Linked DNA regions of Homo sapiens: all the other regions are linked to region 1. A link is a contact called in ENCODE Hi-C or POLR2A ChIA-PET data. All regions are on one chromosome and are shown on one strand. Each heading gives the region's core, a stretch centred on a gene start or an enhancer-like site at or near the end of the contact. The rest is flanking DNA. Distances are from core to core; before and after follow the strand shown. Region 1 overlaps MED13L (mediator complex subunit 13L). Region 2 has its middle 27 kb from the start of MIR4472-2. Region 3 has its middle 5.2 kb from the start of MIR4472-2. Region 4 has its middle 45 kb from the start of MIR4472-2.

Region 1 (3,343 bases), core at 844-3,343:
CCTTACGGTTTGGAAGGGACTTGGGCATGTGCTCTGGGGTGAGGAGAACACTAAGAAATCAACAATGCTGCTTTGTTGGAGGTCTTCCATCCTGTGCATGAATACATAAAGTGCTGGGCAGGAGCAGGTGGGTGTCTTATGAGTTCCCGCTGAAGTGCAGAGATAGGCAGGATGGGAGTAAGCAGAGCGCTGTGGGCAGCACAGCTCACCTCCAGTCCGTCCTGGTGGCTGTTTCCACCCTTGCTTTAGCCGTTTTCTGGGAAGAAAATTGAAGAGACAAATCATGTTTCTATTTTGGAGGACCAAAGTGTTTCTTGGAGTCTGTGTGTTCTTTCTGCTTTACCCACTTTGAGTCCGATTCCCTTTGGTCATCTCAAAATTTCTTTAGGGTCATATATTTTCAGAAAGTCCCAAAACTTGACAGTGGTTCCATCTTTTTCCAATCCAGGTTTGGGAGGGAGAATTAATTTGTACTGAGTTCATCATTTGCTGAATGTTTAGATGTTTGCAGCAAAGTGTTCACTTCTGAGCATACATTATCTCAATATGCACAAAAAATATGAAGTAGATATTTTTCCCATTTTACGGATTAGGAAATTGAAGTGAGACAGACTGAGTCTTCCTTAAGAATATCTGATAGTAACAATGATAAAGACCACTTTATAAAGTGACTCTCTTGGAGGTAGAATTTCATCCCTGCTTTTTTGTGTGTTCTCTGTTTACCTTTGCTAAAATTAACAGGGTGGCTGAGGCTTTGAAAACTGAGATATATGCGTGCGTTCAGGAAGATCAAAGAAGTCAGCTAACACTAAGTGGGTGGAAATGCCTTTATTATGTTTCTTACAGGAAATGTAAAAACAAATTTAATAGAACTATTTTTTTTTTTTTGCAAAATCTTGTGTCATAGGATACTTATAAGAAAGGCTATGTTTAAGCTCATCCTTTTAACTTAAAGAGAATTTATACAATTTCTGTACTTCACAAAGAGCTACACTGGCTATTAAGATTTATGGCAATGTGACTTTGAAGATTTTATGAAGCAGAATTATGTTTTAAAATATAACTCAAATTATATTACAGTTTTGTAGTAGCTGTTCTTCGGCTTGAGAGGAGGAATAGGGACTAAAGGTTAAAGGTGATGGATTTATTTCAAGCGTAGATGAACTTTTTTTTTTTTTGAGACAGAGTCTTTCTCTTTCACCGAGGCTGGATTGCAGTGGCGAGATCTCGGCTCACTGCAATCTCTGCCACCTCAGTTGAAGAGATTCTTGTGCCTCAGCCTCCTGCCAGCATGCCTGGCTAATTTTTGTATTTATTTAATAGAGACAGGATTTCGCCATATTGCCCAGATTGGTCTCGAACTCCTGACCTCAAATGATCTGCCTGCCTTGGCCTCCTAAAGTACTGGGATTATAGGTGTGAGCTATCCCACCCGGCCTCCAGTGTAGACTAACTTTATATTAAAGATCTTGGCTTTGTTTTAAAGAAAACTTACTGATCTGGTTCCTGCTACATTTTAAGTCCTGTTTTTCCACCTCAGAGTGTATCGGTTATGTAGCCTCTCAAATAGTTTTCTGCCAGTTTCTTGTTTGGCTTGGCTCATGTTTCTACTTCTATAAATTTTTAAGGTGCCTTGAAGATCAACTTGGGATTTTTAGTTTTTTCTTCTTCTTTTTTTTAGAAGCAGCAGGTACTTTTTTGTATAATGAAATCAGATACAGATTCCTATTATAGAAAATAAGTAGCAGTGGAGCATCGCTAATGGAAATGAATGTTGGAATTAACAACCCTGCTGATTGGCCTCTCCCTCTCCTTATTTTACAAATAACTCCACAGGCCAAGAGAGGCTAAATGATTTAGGATTATACAGTTGTTTCACTTAGAAACACGGTAAAGATTATGTAATTCAGAAGTTCTCACCTTTTCTTCTGCCTCCATATGCTGAGGTGTTTGAAAGCTTTCCTCTCCCCTCACAAACAAAGCAAAGCAAGTAGGCCCATTGAGAGTCATCCATCTAGCCCTGCCTTCCCTGTTAGATGAAGGAACCAAGGCCCCAAGGGGGGAAGTGACCTGACCACAGCAGATCTAAGTCCCCAGCACCTGGACTGGGTAGCCGTGAGCACAGCACGGTACAGTTGCCCAGTGTTAATTTCTGATTCGGAGCTAGGAGTCAGATCTTAGTGATTCAGTGGTTATTATTGGTCTGTTTAAATCTTGAAGTTGTTGGAAAGAGCAATAGGATAGGAAACTGGGACATTAAATCACTGATTTAAAAACCTGTGGCTCCAAACTTAAAAAATTTGCTGCATAGGCCACCCCCTAGTGGCCAAATTTTACAACTACAACTTTTCAATAGGTCTACTTTTTAAGAATCAGTGCCTTAATGAACTACTGTAGTGATAATTTTTTACTACAGGTGTATTAAAGGAAACTTTTTTTTTAAAGAAGGAGTTCAGAACCGCTGTTCTAAGTATTTCTTAAAAGAAACTTTGAAGTTTCATTTTAATATCTGTCTGGAAAAAATATGGAACTGTTTCCCCAAAAGAGCAGCTGTGAGTTTCCCCAAAAGAGCAGCTGTAAGTGTAGTGGATTTGTCAAACTAGCTGAGTAATCAGCTCCAAACAATTTTTATTTTTTGTAATATTTTATACATACTTGAAAGCAGGGATAGAACTTTAGTAGTGGTAACTATCTAATTGCTTCCACTTTCTGTTTAATTCCTCTCCTTAGACTTTTCAGGGAATCAGTTGTTGGAAGAAACATACAAGTTATGTAGACTTTGTTTACTTAATTAATGTGAAGCCAGACCATAAAGCATCAAGAAGTTAGTGATAAAGACCAAGAAAAGTCCAGGCACAGTGGCTCACACCTGCCATCCCAGCGCTTGGGGAGTACGAGGCAGGCGGGCCACTTGAGCCCAGGAGTTCGAGACCAGCCTGGGCAACATGGTGAAACCCTGTTTCTACCAAAAATACAAAAATTAGCTGGGCATGGTGGCACGTGCCTATAGTCCCAGCTACTTGGGAGGCTGAGGCACAAGAATTGCTTGAACGAGGAAGGCAGAGGTTACAGTGAGTCAAGATCAGGCCACTGCACTCCAGCCTGGGTGATACAGTGATACTTTGTCTCACGAAACAAAACAAAACAAGACCCAGAAAAAGATAATTCTCTGCTGATGGCCTTCTTCTTAGTCACTTCCATTATTAATATTCTTTTGTGAACTGATGTGATCATTTAATTAGCACTATTTTTGGTGCCAAAGAGTGCGCCTGGCTATAAGCTAGGACTTTTTAGAAGCCCTTCCTATTAAACAAATTTTTTTTATTTCTTATTTTTAGCAGTT
Region 2 (3,343 bases), core at 449-2,948, 460 kb before region 1:
GAAAGCCCTATATAGGTGTTTGCTATGATATTCATGGTACTGCTACTACTACTACTACTAATAATAATAGGGAGCCATGGAGGGTTTTAGCAAGAGAGAAAATGAGAGTAACAGGGAGGAATGTGGATGGAAGGAGCAGGAGCAGAGATGGTTTAGACCAGTGGTTCTCAGCCAGGGGTGGTTTTAACCCCACCCCCCATCGCTACCCCCACAGGACATTTGGTCTGGAGTCATTTTTGCTGTGACCATGCGAGGGGAGTTGTTCGTGGTGGCATCTAATAGAGGCCAGAGATGCCACTAAACATCTTACAACACAGGACAGTCCCCCACAGCAAATAATCATCCAGCACTGAATGTCAATAGGACTGAGGCTGAAAAACCCAGATTTAGATTAAGTATGGGGGCTGTTGCGGAACAGAATATGGGTTGTCAAAAGGAGGCTCCAGGCAGAACAAGGGCCCTGGGGTGGCCAAAGATTGGAAGAGCCTACTCCCCTCCCTTCCCTCCTCCCGCCAAGTGAGCGCCTCTCCTCCCCATCTGCAGTGTGTGCTGAGGGTGGGGAGGATGGTAGCAGAGAAGGCATGGGTGGGGCTGGCAGGGAGAAGTGCTGGAAAGTCTACAGGCCCTGGCAGACTGGCCAGTGACCTTCTCTCCAGCTCCTGTATCACAGGCTCAACATATTCCTTGAATGGGGGTAGATATCCTGCGTCGGGGTCTGGTTTGCCTCGCGGAACACCCACCCTGGAAATAGGGACCCGTCGCCACTCAGCTTGCAGATCACAAAACCCCAGGGGCAGCTTTGCCCTTCTTCAGTCCTCAGAGTTCCAAATGTGATTTCCTTCAGTAACATAAGCACAGAGGGAAGGGAGGAGGAAAGTGAGTGGGGAAAGAGAGAAACAGCGAGTCAAAACCAGTGAGGACCACCAGGACAGAGCCTGGGAGGGACAGACAGACTCAGCAGGAGAATGAAATGTGGAGAAAGAAAAACACAGACTGAGACTGAGAAAGAGAGATCGAGACGAAGCTGGAGAGGGACAAACGGAGAGTGGTGGAGAAACAACGGAAAACCCACGTAAGAGAGAGCCAGACAGATTGAGAGTGGCAAGAAGAAACAGAAATGGAGAAGGAGCAAAAGAGAGAGAAAGGTTGACGGTGGACGGGCAGACTAAGAGTGTGAGCAAGGGACATCTTTCCTTGCAAACTCCATGGTCCGCTGCCCAGTAACTCTCCAAGGCTTTGCCATATTTCAGCCACGGAACTGGGGAATTGGGAAAGTTTTCTCATCACAGGTCCGGGACGAGTGAGCATTGTTCCCATTATTGCTGGCATTCTCTGCGAACTGGACATTAGCCAGCAGGAAATTCCTGGGACAAATCTTTCCACTCAGAGTTTTTTTAAAACTTTTATTTATTTATTTTAATTTTTTTTCTTTAGGGACAAAAGAAAAAAAAGATCAAGAGGCAAAAAGAAAAAGAAAAAAAGAAATGAACCACCTGATACAGGAAAAACATATCTAGCAACAGCCTCAGTTGGGCCAGGGGAGGCTGAGAAGCCACTGTGTCCGCTGCGCTTCATTCTTCCCCTGGAAGGATTTATGATCTCACACTGCCATGACATCACAATGCGTTGCCATGGGTCCCACTTTATTATCATAAACAAAACGCCGTTCCTTGGGCCACTGCCTGTCTGAGCAGGAGGGGAGAAAAAGCCTCTGGGTAATGTGTTTTCTTGGGAAGGCAGCTTGTTCGGAAGTCTGAAAAGCTGCAAAGATAGTTGTACATACAGTTCCCTCCCTGTAGCCTCTGGACAAGGTTTGGGACGGGAACAAGAAGGATGAAGTCAGCTCCCTGCAGGAGGATCTCCAGCTCCGCGTGTTCTCACTGCCAAAAAGCAGCTTCCCCGGGCCTCCCTCACTGCTCCAAACAATGTTTTTATTCATTCACCGAAAATGCATGGAGTACCTACTGTGTGCTAGACACTGACAGAGCTGGGGCAGGGATCAATGAAAAACGTGACGCCAGCCCCACCCCTTTCAGAATCTTTAATACTTAACAGCCCGCAAATAACATGAATGTGTAAAATTGTAATTTGGGTTAAGTCTGCTGAAGGAAGCAAACAGGAAGCTAGGATGAGAATGGAGGGAAGAGGCTATTTACATGAGCAATCTGGGAGGGCCTCTCTAAGGAGGTGACATTTTAGACCAGACTTGAAGGAGAAGTAGGAATTGGCTGTGAAGGGCAGAGGGAGGTGGCAGTAACTAAGGCAGGACCAGCCACACCAGGAAGAGTGACCGTCGGGATCTAAGTTCCCACCAGGGGCCTCTTCCCACGTATTTTATAGAATTCCTGGGTAGCTGACTCAGATGAGAGGGCTTATTATGAGGAATCATCGTTGTCATGAGTCTGAGCTGAGTAAAGCTTCCGCACCCTGCCACAACCATGCCAGAAAACCCTCATTTCCATTGCAGAACTGTCAGATCGGCACTGTGAAAACAAGTCAGCCAAGAGCAGAAATACCTGTAGGACGCAGAGGGGGCTCTCCCCAGCATAAGGCCATTTTGCAAGAAGCAAATAATGCTCTTAAGCAGCAGGAAGGAGAGAGGGAAGGGAGGGGAGAGAAGCCTTGGGGACAGATGTGGGGGCACTGCCTGTGGGTCAGGAGGCCAGGTGAAGGACAGGTGGGTAAGCCGTCCCCGCCCCTCCCAGGAGATGAACCATGAGGGAGTTAGGACTCTGGATATAGAAGAGAACGAGAGGCCAGGCATGTTGGCTCACACCTGTAATCCCAGCACTTTGGGAGTCTGAGGCAGCAGATCACCTGAGGTCAGGAGTTCAAGACCAGCCTGGCCAACATGGTGAAACCCCGTCTTTACTAAAAATACAAAAATTAGCCAGGCGTGGTGGCAAGTGCCTATAATCCCAGCCATTTGGGAGGCTGAGGCATGAGAATTGCTTGAACCTGGGAGGCTAAGGTTGCCTCCCATGTTCCAAGACCGCACCACTGCACTCCAGCCTGGGCAACAAGAGTGAGACTCTGTCTGAAAAAAAAAAAAAAGAAAAAGAATAGAACGAGAGCTTCTAGATCATCTGAACAATGATGGGGACACGGAGGCCCCAAGTAGAGAAGGAGCTGGCCTGAGGTGGTACGGGAAGTTAGGCGCAGAGCCCTTCCGCTCACTTGCTGTGTGACCTTGGGAAGCTCACTTCACATCTCTGAGCCCCTGTCCCCACTGTAACATGGGAAGAATGCATATAAGGCTCTTTACACTGCTGCAATATATAGAGAGGGTTGTTTTTTGACCCCTACTTCCTGGAGAACACGTTCATTAAACCATGCTGGCTTC
Region 3 (3,343 bases), core at 372-2,871, 420 kb before region 1:
TTCTTTATTCATCAGACCCCATTCTATCTAACCTTGGGCTCTGTCTAAAAATTGAGTTCACTCTCCAAGAATGGGAATCTGCCACCACTGAGGAGAGTCAGGAGAAACTGCAGAGGCCCTGAAGGCTAATCAGAGACCAACTCCCAAAATGTGCTGTGCAGTGACAGTGTGGCTGGTCACGGGTCAGCCTTCCCCAGGGCCCTCCTCTAAGGGACCACACTTACTTGGCTATATATATTCTGGTATGTAAGTTTTCAAAACTTCACTCCTAGGCAGGTTGTGGTGGCTCATGCCTGTAATGTTAGCACTTTGGGAGGCCAAGGTGGGAGGATTGCTTGAGGCCAGGAGTTCAAGACTAGCCTGGGCAACAAAGACTCCAGTTTCTACAGAAAATTTTAGGGCTGGGCATCGTGGCTTACGCCTGTAATCCCAGCACTTTGGGAGGCCAAGGCGGGCAGATCACCTGAGGTCAGGAGTTTGAGACCAGCCTGACCAACATGGAGAAACCCCGTCTCTACTAAAAATGCAAAATTAGCCGGGTGTGGTGGCACATGCCTGTAATCCCAGCTCCTTGGGAGGCTGAGGCAGGAGAATCACTTGAACCTAGGAGGCAGAGGTTGCAGTGAGCTGAGATTGCGCCATTGCACTCCAGCCTGACCAATAAGAGTGAAACTCCGTCTCAAAAAATAATAATAATTTAAAAATTAGCCAAGTGTGGTGGCGCATGCCTGTAGTCCCAGCTACTCAAGAGGCTGAGGCAGGAGGATCTCTTGAGCTCAGGAATTGGAGACTTCAATGAGCCATGATCATACCAATGCACTTCAGTCTGGGCGGCAGAGCAAGACCCTGTCTTAAAAAACAAACAAACAAACAAAAAAAACCCCAAAAACAAAAAACAGAAAACTTCAGTCTTCATTCCATTGTCATGCTTGGAAGGAACTAATATTTACTGAGCATTCAATAGGTGCTTTTTGTTGTTTTTTTCTTTTTTTGAGACAGATTCCCACTCTATTGCCCAGGCTGGAGTGCAGTGGTGCAATTTTGGCTCACTGCAACCTCTGCCTCCCGGGTTCAAGCTATTCTCCTACCTCAGCCACCCAAGCAGCTGGGATTACAGGCATATGCCGCCATGTCCAGCTAATTTTTATATTTTTAGTAGAGACAGGGTTTCACCATGTTGGCCAGGCTGGTCTTGAACTCCTGACTTCAGGTGATCCACCCAGATTGGCCTCCCAAAGTGTAGGGATTACAGGCGTGAGCCACTGCACTCGGCCAGGTGCTATGTTTTATGATGAAAATTGTGTAGTTTAATTCTAGTAACCAGGAGGTGAGATGGGTCTAACACTCCTCATTTTACAGATATGGAAATTGAGGCTTGGAAAGTAAAGTGACTGGTCTGGGTCACCAGGCAACTGAGAATTGGACCCAGGTCCGGCAGCCTTCAGAGCTGATTTATTTTTCACGCTATCACTCTTTGTTTCTTTTACCCTTCAGACTCTGTTTCTTGGATGTTTTGCAATCCTGGAAGTAGAAAATCTGGATTTCATGTGATTCACTCCTGATGGAGGCAGCAGTTGATAGTTTCTGTTCTTTGTCAGCGTGACACTTAGGCTTTTGCCTGTGTTTCTCCTCCAATGGGGTGAATTTGTGTAAATCCCTCTACATTCTTCCCTGGTCTTCCTGATGACCAGAGGCACCCCGGTCTCTGGCTGGATGCTGTCACTGAGCATGAAACCAGAGATCAAATTGTAAGCCACATTAGCCCTGGGTTCCAAAACAGGTAACACTCATCTCACAAACTTGATTTTTGTGTATTTATTTTTGGGGGTCCAATTTTTCACCTTTGTGTAGTCTATTCAAGAATGTGGAGCTGAGCACGGTGGTTCATACCTGTAATTCCAACACTCTGGGAAGCTGAGGCAGGTGGATTGCTTGAGTCTAGGAGTTCGAGACCAGCTTGGGCAACATGGCAAAACCCCATCTCTACAAAAAATACAAAATAAGTCAGGGTTTGGTGGCTCACGCCTGTAATCCCAGCACTTTGGGAGGCCAAGGTGGGTGGATCACCTGAGACCAGGAGTTCAAGACCAGCCTGGCCAACGTGGTGAAACCCTATCTTTACTAAAAATACAAAAATTAGCCAGGCATGGTGGCATGGTGCCTATAGTCCCAGCTACTGGGGAGGCTGAGGCAGAAGAATTGCTTGAACCCGGGAGGCGGAGGTTGCAATGAGCCAAGCTCAAGCCACTGCACTCCAGCCTGGGGACAAAGTGAGACCCTGTCTCAAAGAAAAAAAAAGAATATGGGCCACAGAGTGTTAGTGTTCTTTGAATTCTTTATTAATTTCTGCCCTCGCTTGGTCCCCATGTTCAATACATTTCAAGGACACTGTAGACGGAAGACTCAACCCACACTTACTGAGCACTCATCACAAGCTGGGCTCCTTCATGTTCTGGAATAGGAGTCAGCCATCTACAGCCCATGGGCCAAATCTGGCCCACCACTTGTTTTTGTTAATAAAGTTTTATTGGCACACAGCCACATCTATTCATTTACATATTGTCTATGCTGCTTTCATGCTACAACAGCAGTTAAGTAGTTGCAACTGTATGACCTTTGACACTGAAAATAATTTACCTTTTGACTCTTTTTGAAAAAACTGTGTTTGCAGATGTAATTAAGCTTAAGTATTATCTCAAGATGAGATCACCCTGGATTGACTGAGTGGGCCCTAAATGCAATGACAAGTAACATTTTAGGAGCCACACAGAAGAGAGATACAGAGGCTGGAAGAGGCAAGGAAGGGTCCTCCTCTAGAGACTTCATTACAACATTAGAGAACTCATTATGGCAGTCACAAGAAACTAACACTCTCCCTTCCCCAGCTTCCCTTGCAGCTAGGGCACAGGCACATGACTTGGCTCCACCAATCAGGTGCACTTTCCCAGATTAAATGAGACACTAATTGTGGAGGAAATAGAAACTGTACATCTCAGTGCTAACTGGGAGTAGTAGCAGCCCAGCAGCTACATGGCATTTTCAGAGATGTCAGTGGCTGCAGTTTTAGTGGCACTGACTGGTGTCCAGAATTGTTGGCTATAAGGGAGGATATAACTGTGTCTGTGACAGAGGGAACAGCAGTAGCATCTTCACTTATTGGACGACTTCTGGGGCAATGTGGGAGTTACTCCTGAATGCACAAACTAACTCCAAATCCAATTTGCCTGCTGGAAATTCTGCAAGCTACCCCATATCCTTTGGGTATATATTTTTCCTAATAAAATTAGTCAGCATTGGTATCTGTTGTCTTCAGGGGCGTGCTGGAGTCAGCTCCTACCAGCTC
Region 4 (3,343 bases), core at 252-2,751, 380 kb before region 1:
CTCCCAGGCCGGCAGCCCCAGCAGTGCCTCTAGGTAAATACTCAGCCTCCCAGAGGGCAGGTGTAGTAGCTCACTGCCCACTGCAAGATCAGGGCAGCTCCCAGACAGGAAGAATGTTCTGGTCAGCTGTGACCAGAGGTCCTTTGCTTCTTTGTCTCATAACCACCTGGCTCTCCAGATTGAGGGGTGGGGGAGGGGTTGGGAGACACTCCAGTGGAATTCTCAGCAACCCTTCCCTGATGTGGACTCTAAGCCTAGGGGAAGATGTCTGAGACAGTGGGTCCCATCTCCCAGACCCCTTGCCACAGCTTCCTTGCCGGTCTGTTTGCCGCTTTCTGAGGAAGCCAACACTTGCCTTTATTCCTCTCTTTGACCACAGCTCTCCCCTGCAGAAATGTCCCTTCTCTGTGAACTCGGTGGTCCAGGGTCCAGGTGCTGGAATCACACAGACCTGGGCTGGAATCCTGGCTTCACTTCCAACCAACTGTGTGATTTTTAGGCAAATTTTCCCTCGCTGTGCCTTGGTTTTCCTATCTGTAAAATGGGATCATTGACACATGCTTTGCAAAGCATATTAGTTTCTTGTGGCTACTGTAACAAATTACCGCACACTGCATGGCTGAAAACAACAGAAATGTGTTACTCTCCCAGTTCTGGAGGCCAGAAGTCCAAAATCAAAATGTCACTTCCAGTATCCTTCCAGCTTCTGGTGGCTCCTGGAGTTCCTTAGCTCGCGGCTGCATCACTCCAATGTCGACCTCTATCCTCACAGTCTCTAGGTCCTTCTCTAGCTTTCTTTAGGACACTCACACTGGATTTAAGGCTCGCCTTGGTCTGGGCATGGTGGCTCATTCCTGTAATCCCAGCATTTTGGGAGGCTGAGGCCAGAGGATCGCTTGAGGCCAGGAGTTCAAGACCAGCCTGGCCAACATGGTGAAACCCCATCTCTACTAAAAATACAAAAATTAGCTGGGCGTGGTGGTGGGCACCTGTAATCCCAGCTACTCTGGAGGCTAAGGCAGGAGAATCACTTGAACCTGGTAAACGGAGGTTGCAGTGAGTCGAGATCACGCCACTGCACTCCAGCCTGGGTGACAGAGTGAGACTCTGTTTCAAAAAAAAAAAAAAAGAAAGAAAGAAGAAAGAAAAGAAAAGAAAAGAAAAGAAAAAGGCTCACCTTAACCCAGTATGATGTCATCTTCATTCTTACCTGAATGATATTTGCAAAGACCCTGTTTCCAAAAAAGGTCACATTCTGAGTTTCCAGGTGGACATGAATGGGAGACACCATTCAACCCGCTGCACAGAAATAAGGCTGGCCTAGGGCCCTCGGCAGCCATTCCCTCTGCCCTCTCCTACACCCTGCTTGGAGGCTTTTTTCTCCCAGGGGAAAGAGAAAGGTTGCTTCAGAGAGCAGCGTACTTGGAGCAGTGGCAAACTTCCAGTGCTTGTGAGCCAATTCCCCCTCCATCCAGTAGGCCCTTCCCTGGTTTCTGACTAAGTGTGAGGGAGGGAGGATGAATCGAGGCCAGATCCTCACTCATCTGAACTATACTTTCCACGGAAATAAACTTTCCCAAGGAGGCTGGCTGCCCCCTGCTATTCTTAGTCCAGAGCCTGAATCGACAGCAACGTTAATCATACAGGAAAACCATCGTCGTGGGACCCTGGCATGTGCTAAGTTGTGGCCACACCTTTGCACACCCAGGGTCTCATATGATGGTCACAGGTCAGTTTGCAGGTGAAGAGCCAAGGGTGGGAAGTGTCCATCAAGGAGCCCAAGGGACACGTTGCTTTCAAGGGTGCAGAAGGCTATGCCAGCTGCACTGCACCCCAGCACCCAGCACAGATCATCGAGGTAACACATGTTTTGTGCCTGCCTGACTGGGCTGGGTGTTTTTCCCACTCGATCCTCAGAGAGGCAGGAAGAAAGGAAGTCCTGACTCCAGGATCCTGCAGCTGGCTGCCTGCACCCAAAGCCTGCACTTTCCCGCTTCCCAGACCGGTCTCTGATCTCACAGTTCCCATCTTTCTGACCCTTCCCTATATGGGGGGCAGGTGCGGGGAGGAAGCTTTCCCAGGAGGAGCAGCAGGGCAGGTGGGATTTCTCCTTCATGTGGTCTTCATTCTGCAGAGAATGAGAAAGAGACTGGCTCTGGGGGGTATCAAAGTGTGTGAATGTGTGTGGCTGTGTGTGTGTGATCATGCGTTTATGCATATGTGACTGTGTGTGAGCATGAGTGTGTATGTGTGTCTGTATGTATGAGTTTGAGAAAGTGTGTGCGTGGCTGTGTGTATGAACAAGGGAGCATGTGGGTGTGTGTGTGTGGCTGTGAGTATATGCAAGTATCTGTAAGTGTGTGAACATGTGAGTGTGTACGCTAATGTGAGTATGTGCGTGTGTGAGAGTGTGTGTGTGTGTGTGTGTGTGGTTTTACAGGGGGGCAGGAAAGGGACAGGGGTGGGAGCAACATTCCTTGGAGGTTGAACCAGAGCTGGTGGAGGGACCCTCTCCTCCTCCCCTCTTGCCTGTTCCCTCTTCCCTCCTCCTTCCTCTTCCTTCTCAGCCCCTCGCCCCTTCCCAGCAGATTCTATTAAGCAACCCGGGACAAATGAAAGGGGTGAAACTGGGCGGGCGCCTGGCAGGGGGGTCAGCAGGGGCTAAGCGGTCAGGGCACTCGTCCCTGCCTTCCCAGGTTCCTGAACGCTGAGGATTACAGCTTCGACTGCTGCTGTTTAATCAGCTGGTAGCAATTTAACCATTACACCCCAGTGAGAGAATCCTAGACATTTCCTACAGGAGGGGGACGGGAAGACTAAGATGCAAGGAATGCAGAAGGGGGGTGGTGTGGAGACACAAAACAGCTTTATTAAAAAGAAGAAGGAAAGAGAAAAGGAACATGATGTGTCATTGTATCTCAGCTTGAAATAAAGCTCCCAGGGCTGGGAAGGAGAACGCAGACCCCTGGAGATGCTGGGGAGAGGGGAGTTGGAGGGTTGAAACAGGGAAGATGGGTGCGGGTTGGGTGCGGGGGAGGGGACATCAGAGAAGCCTGGATGTGGGATGTGGGAAGTTTTGTCTCCTGCAATGAGGGGCGGTCCCAAGACCTAGAGAAGGCCCTGCCCCATCCAAGCCTTGCCCGAGATGGCCCCTCAGAAACTGGAAACAACAGAGCAGTTCAGCGAGGAGAGACTCACTTTTGCAACCACTGGTCCGTTTGTAAGTGCGTGGAAAATGAGATCGGTAGAAGCGAGGAGAGACTCACTTTTGCAACCTCTGGTCCGTTTGTAAGTGCGTGGAAAATGAGATCGGTAGAAGTGAGGTTCTTTAGCAAATGCACTT

The links. A loop is a pair of places that touch in the nucleus more often than their neighbours do. ChIA-PET counts read pairs that join two places held with the same protein, here RNA polymerase II (POLR2A). Pooled maps may share reads with other maps.
Region 2: a map of endothelial cell of umbilical vein shows a loop between it and region 1 (3-fold over the local background). The contact joins two enhancer-like sites. A Hi-C loop is called at or near these places in 2 of 168 maps with a recorded cell type or tissue (endothelial cell of umbilical vein and sigmoid colon) and 4 of 50 pooled maps.
Region 3: a map of IMR-90 shows a loop between it and region 1 (4-fold over the local background). The contact joins two enhancer-like sites. A Hi-C loop is called at or near these places in 5 of 168 maps with a recorded cell type or tissue (HepG2, IMR-90, PC-9 and 2 more) and 6 of 50 pooled maps.
Region 4: a loop to region 1 is called in a map of endothelial cell of umbilical vein, with 6 times the contacts of the local background. The contact joins two enhancer-like sites. A Hi-C loop is called at or near these places in 2 of 168 maps with a recorded cell type or tissue (endothelial cell of umbilical vein and heart right ventricle) and 2 of 50 pooled maps. POLR2A ChIA-PET finds 5 or more read pairs at or near these places in 3 of 52 experiments (AG04450 and WTC11).

Annotation. Positions count from the first base shown.
Region 1 is chr12:115,997,226-116,000,568 of GRCh38, reverse strand. It overlaps MED13L (mediator complex subunit 13L), which reads left to right. Exons shown (of 31, transcript NM_015335.5): 15 at 3,339-3,343. Among named protein-coding and RNA genes, the nearest start is that of LINC02463, 110 kb to the right of the region's middle. RefSeq lists enhancers at 1,552-2,051, 2,119-2,168, 2,052-2,553. Within about 2 kb of position 2,093, at least 2 of the 41 ENCODE cell types and tissues checked have a DNase peak (open chromatin) inside an H3K27ac peak, as active enhancers do.
Region 2 is chr12:116,454,131-116,457,473 of GRCh38, reverse strand. No RefSeq gene overlaps it. Among named protein-coding and RNA genes, the nearest start is that of MIR4472-2, 27 kb to the right of the region's middle. RefSeq lists enhancers at 71-570, 2,291-2,829. Within about 2 kb of position 1,698, at least 29 of the 41 ENCODE cell types and tissues checked have a DNase peak (open chromatin) inside an H3K27ac peak, as active enhancers do.
Region 3 is chr12:116,421,494-116,424,836 of GRCh38, reverse strand. No RefSeq gene overlaps it. Among named protein-coding and RNA genes, the nearest start is that of MIR4472-2, 5.2 kb to the left of the region's middle. Within about 2 kb of position 1,621, at least 3 of the 41 ENCODE cell types and tissues checked have a DNase peak (open chromatin) inside an H3K27ac peak, as active enhancers do.
Region 4 is chr12:116,381,534-116,384,876 of GRCh38, reverse strand. No RefSeq gene overlaps it. Among named protein-coding and RNA genes, the nearest start is that of MIR4472-2, 45 kb to the left of the region's middle. RefSeq lists an enhancer at 1,292-1,968. Within about 2 kb of position 1,501, at least 8 of the 41 ENCODE cell types and tissues checked have a DNase peak (open chromatin) inside an H3K27ac peak, as active enhancers do.